Linked DNA regions of Homo sapiens: region 1 is linked to region 2. A link is an interaction called in ENCODE POLR2A ChIA-PET data of the cell type or tissue named here. Cell type or tissue: Panc1. All regions are shown on one strand.

Region 1 (2,500 bases), 1.5 Mb after region 2:
TGGAGTGCAGTGGCGCCATCTCAGCCCACTGCAGCCGCTGCCTCCCGGGTTCAAGCGATTCTCTTGCCTCAGTGGCCTGAGGAGCTGGGATTACAGGCATGTGCCACCACGCCCAGCTAATCTTTGTGTTTTTAGTAGAGATGGGGTTTCACCATGTTAGTCAGGCTGGTCTCAATCTCCTGACCTCAGGCGATCCATACATCCCAGCCTCCCAAAGTGCTGGGATTACAGGCCTGAGCCTCGGTGCCTGGCCCAGGGGTGCCTGTCTGAAGAGAGCAAGGGAGTGCCAAGAGCATATCTGGTCTGCTTCGTGAACCGAAGCTGGGCTGTGTTCCCCCAGAAGTGTCCCTTTCTCTAATTTCAACAGTGGTACCCCTAGAGGTTTGCTGTGACTTGGAAGATACTGATAGACCCATTTTGCAGATGAGAAAATCAAGGCTAAGGAAGGTGACTTGTTTTTCTCCCACAACCCCTAATATGGCATGGAATGTGGTGGTGACTCCGGAGCCCAGGTCACATCATCCCTCTTGCAGGTGATGGCTGTCTTGATAGGGGGCACAGCATGGGCTGTCAGCTCTTTGCTTCCCCATGGAATGCTTGCAGAAACACACTTCTGGGTGCAGCTCAACCCATCATCATGTTGTTCCCAGGCCTTGAATGGGTGCCCCACCCTCCGCCTCTCCCCTCCCCCAAGCTTACCACTCAAGGAGATGAGTATTTCAAATCAAATGTTAAAGGGCATTGTCCCGGCTCATCACAAAAGAATGAGGGAGGTAGTGAAGGCACGAATTGTCACAGGTTTGTGGCTTGGAAGATGGATTAGTTTCTGAACCTCGGCACAGTGGGCACATTGGGCTGGATTGCTGTGTGGGTTGCCTTGTGCACCATAGCACGTGGAGCCGTATCCCAGGCCTCTACCCACTAGATAGCGCTGGGGCACCCCACCTCCCCATTTGTGACCGCCACAACTGTGATCAGGCATTCCAGCTTTCCCTGGGATGCCTGATCAGTTGAGAACCCTGAGCCAAGCAGAGATGGGTCTCCTAGCTGGAAGAAAGCACAGGAGAAAAGCTGTGGGTTTGTTTGCTGTGTGTTGGGGTGACAGTAGGGACAAGACAGGGAAGGCCTTTGCCTTCCTGGAGCCAGTCAAAAGGGCAGTTTGTCCAGTGGTAAGTGCCCCTACGCCCAGAGTGTCAGGATGTCTTGACTTTTGGGGGTGCGTGGACTGGAGGTTCATCTGAGGAGGTGACCTGAGTTGGACCCTGAAAGTCCAGAAGCAGCCAGCCATTCCGAGTGCTGGGACCAGCAAGTGCGAAGGTCTGAGTTAGGAAAGAACTTACAGAAGAACATAGAGAGCCAGAGCCTCAGAGCGTGGGAAGCAGAGGGAGAGACAGACGGCAAGGACTTGGTGGTATTCAGGTCATGATGGGAAGCCACTGGATGGTTTTCAGCAGGGGAGGAATAGTCTAGATAGTCTAGTTTGATTTTTTTTTTTTGAGATGGAGTCTGTGTCGCCCAGGTTGGAGTGCAGTGGCGCGATCTCAGCTACTGCAAGCTCCGCCTCCCGGGTTCACGTCATTCTCCTGCCTCAGCCTCCCGAGAAGCTGGGACTGTAGGTGCCCGCCACCATGCCCGGCTAATTTTTTTTTTTTTTTTTTTTTTGTATTTTTAGTAGAGATGGGGTTTCACCGTGCTAGCCAGGATGGTCTTGACCTCCTGACCTCATGATCTGCCCGTCTCGGCCTCCCAAAGTGTGTGAAGGGAACAAGGAGATATATTCTGGGTGAAGGGTGATGCTGGCTGCAGATGGTGAGCCCTCAGACTCACTAGTGGACATGGAAGATGAGGAAAGGGGCCCCAGCATGGTCAGTGGGAAGGGCTGGGGACCTTCAGGTTGGGCCCACAGGGGTAGGAGACATTACCGTGGGGCCACGGGGGTAGCTGGAACAGGGAGGTCAGCGCTGTGGAGACTACAGCCGTGTGGAGGGGCGTTCGCATGGAGATCCCCAAAGCTGCAGATGATCACACGTGAACACCAAGGCCCCAGCTGGGGCAAGAGCTGGAATACCCCCCTGCAGCTCTGCTGCTTCCTCCACAGATGACACCTTTGAGGCCCTGTGCATCGAGCCGTTTTCCAGCCCGCCAGAGCTGCCCGATGTGATGAAGCCCCAGGACTCGGGAAGCAGTGCCAATGAACAAGCCGTGCAGTGAGGACCCCCAAGAGGCCCATTTCCCCCAATAAAAGAGATTTGGGAGTCTGCCTGGTTGCTGCCTCTTTTTCCCGCCCCTCCCTGGGATGGGTCCCACTCCCTGTGGGCTCCTTTTGGGGCTTGTGCTTGGCAGTTCCTGTGCTGTCCTGTCTCCCAGATCCTGAGACCCTGGCTGAGAACTTGGCCCAGCCTGCTGCTTAAAGGCACCATGGGGACCTGGGTTGCCCTGAGACCCAAGCCATTGTTAGCAGCTAGCCAGCCACACCAACCACGCCAGGGGGAGGAAAGGG
Region 2 (2,500 bases):
TCTCTGCTCGCTGCTGCTCAGCCTTTCCCAGCCCTGCCCCTCTCGTCTTGCTTCTCACATTTCAGCCTCTGAGTTACTGGCACCACTGTCTGTTGCTGCTGTTGCTGCTGCTGCTGCTGAAGCCGGCACCAGCCAGACATTAACCCCTGATGCGCTGGCGGCCGCAGCTGCACAGCAGGAAAGGGGCACCAGGGGCTCAAGCTCTGGCGGGCTTGAGGGAGGAGAGAGCAATCCCAGAGCCGGTCCCTTTGCTGCCCCCGGTCCCCACTCCACAGTGCTTACTGCGCTTGCTTCTTCCTTGTCTGCACAGACTTGAAGCCAAAACCCTTTCTGACCCCTACGAGTTGCTCCTTCCTCTGACAGTCTGGCTCTGACCATCAGCCCACAGGAAGGGGCTACATTTCACCTGGTAGCTGACCTTGTCGTTTCATGCATGGCCATGTTTTCTCCCTCCGTATGCCTTGTCATGCCCAGCGGGACCCTCCTCTTGTACCCGGATTTACCTGGCCACGGTTGAGCCACCAGGACCAGGTAAGCTCTTGAGTTTTGAGGCCAACAGGAAGCCATTCTCCAGGGCAGCCACGGGGGGATCTGGAGGAGCCTGAAAGAAGTGCAGGCCCTGGTAGTGGCTGGCTGTGATGGGCTTGGCCAAGCCCCTTGGGCGTGATCATAGGACTCAGGGCACCATGGTGAGGATGAAACTAGGAGTGCAGGTGGGGCGCGGCGGCTCACGCCTGTAATCCCAGCACTTAGGGAGGCCGAGGCGGGCAGATCACCTGAGGTCAGGACTTCAAGACCAGCCTGGCCAACATAGTTAAACTCTGTCTCTACAAAAATACAAAAATTAGCAGGGCATGATGGCTGGTGCCTATAATCCCAGCTACTCGGGAAGCTGAGGTGGGAGAATTGCTTGAGCCTGGAAGGCTGCGGTTGCAGTGAGCCAAGATCGCACCATTACACTCTAGCCTGGGTGACAGAGTGAGACTCCCTCTCAAAAAAGAAAAGAAGGAAGGAAGGAAAGAAAATAACTAGGAGGCTGGGCGCGGTGGCTCACGCCTGTAATCCCAGCACTTTGGGAGGCCGAGGCAGGTGGATCACGAGGTCAGGAGATCGAGACCATCCTGGCCAACACGGTGAAGCCCCGTCTCTACTAAAAATACAAAAAAAAAATTAGCCGGGCGTGGTGGCAGGTGCCTGTAGTCCCAGCTACTCGGGAGGCTGAGGCAGGAGAATGTCGTGAACCCAGGAGGCAGAGCTTGCAGTGAGCCGACAGAGCGAGACTCCGTCTCAAAAAAAAAAAAAAAAAAAAAAAAAGAAACTAGGAGTGCGAAGAAAGCCCCCACAGCAGCACTGGCCTGCGCTGGTGATGATCTATGGCTCCCGCCCCCGGACCCACACTGGGGCTTGGAGCCTGCCCCTCCCCAGGGAGAGCTGGCCCTGTTTCCTGGCTGCCTCTCCCAGCTGGAAACTCACCCAGCTTTGGTTTTCATGAGCGCAGGCCTCCAGCCCTCCTCTGGCCTGGTCAGCCCCAGCCTTCCCTTTTCCAGTCTCAAGTGGAACATGACATTCCACCTTCCGTTCCCAACCTCTGTCTACTCCATGTGAAGAGATCCAGTCACCCAGAGGGACACTGGAGATGGCACCTCCCAGGTGTCCTCATCCCACATGCCTCTGCTTCCTGCCTTTCTTCTGATCCCCAAATGCAACTTTCTGGTTTCTTTCATTCTTTTTTTTTTTTTTTTGAGATTGAGTCTCGCTCTGTCAGAGGCTGGAGTGCAGTGGCGCAGTCCTGGCTCACTGCAACCTCCACCCCCTGGGTTCAAGGGACACTCCTGCCTCAGCCTCCTGAGTAATTGGGACTACAGGAGTGTGCCACCTCGCCTGGCTAATTTTTGTATTTTTAGTAGAGATGGGGTTTCACCATGTTGGTCAGGCTGGTCTCAAACTCCTGCACTCAAGTGATCTGCCCACCTCAGCCTCCCAAAGTGCTGAGATTACAGGCGTGAGCCACCATACCCGGCTCTTTGTTTTTTTCAAGAGTCTCACTTGCTTGCCCTGGCTGGAGTGCAGTGACATGATCATGGCTCACTGCAGCCTCAACCTTTTGGCCTCAAGTGATCCTACCTCCTCAGCCTCCCAAGTATCTGGGCCAGGTGCACCACCAACACACCCAGTTAATTTTTAAATTTTTGTAGAGAAGGAGTCTTGCTATGTTGTCCAGGCTGGTCTCAAACTCCTGGGCTCAAGTGATCCTCCTACCTCAGTCTCCCGAAGTGCTGGGGTTACAAGTGTGAGCCACGGCCCCTAGCTCCCCTTGATTTCTTGTGGGCCTCCTTTGACCCTCCACTCTCTCTGGCCACACTGCCTTGGTTCCTTGGCTGGCTCTTTTCTCTTTCTCTCTCTCTCTCTCCTTTCTTTTTTCTTTTTTTGAGATGGAGTCTCGCCCTGTTGCCCAGGCTGGAGTGCAGTGGCGCAATTTCGGCTCACTGCAAGCTCCACC

Evidence for each region. ChIA-PET counts read pairs that join two places held together with the same protein. Peaks named below come from ENCODE experiments on the same cell type or tissue, not always from the same donor. Only the 100,000 strongest peaks of a DNase experiment are listed, where the experiment ranks them.
Region 1: POLR2A ChIA-PET joins it to region 2 with 6 read pairs; 1 of 35 experiments calls an interaction of 5 or more read pairs at or near these places.

What each region holds. Positions count from the first base shown.
Region 1 is chr16:2,771,701-2,774,200 of GRCh38, reverse strand. It overlaps ELOB (elongin B), which reads left to right. Exons shown (of 4, transcript NM_007108.4): 4 at 2,099-2,500. The coding sequence ends at 2,211. Among named protein-coding and RNA genes, the nearest start is that of ELOB, 4.3 kb to the left of the region's middle. RefSeq lists a silencer at 980-1,132. In Panc1, no CTCF peak of the experiment used is centred here; no DNase peak of the experiment used is centred here; H3K27ac peaks cover 2,296 bases.
Region 2 is chr16:4,291,592-4,294,091 of GRCh38, reverse strand. No RefSeq gene overlaps it. Among named protein-coding and RNA genes, the nearest start is that of TFAP4, 20 kb to the right of the region's middle. In Panc1, no CTCF peak of the experiment used is centred here; no DNase peak of the experiment used is centred here; H3K4me3 peaks cover 342 bases; H3K27ac peaks cover 1,602 bases.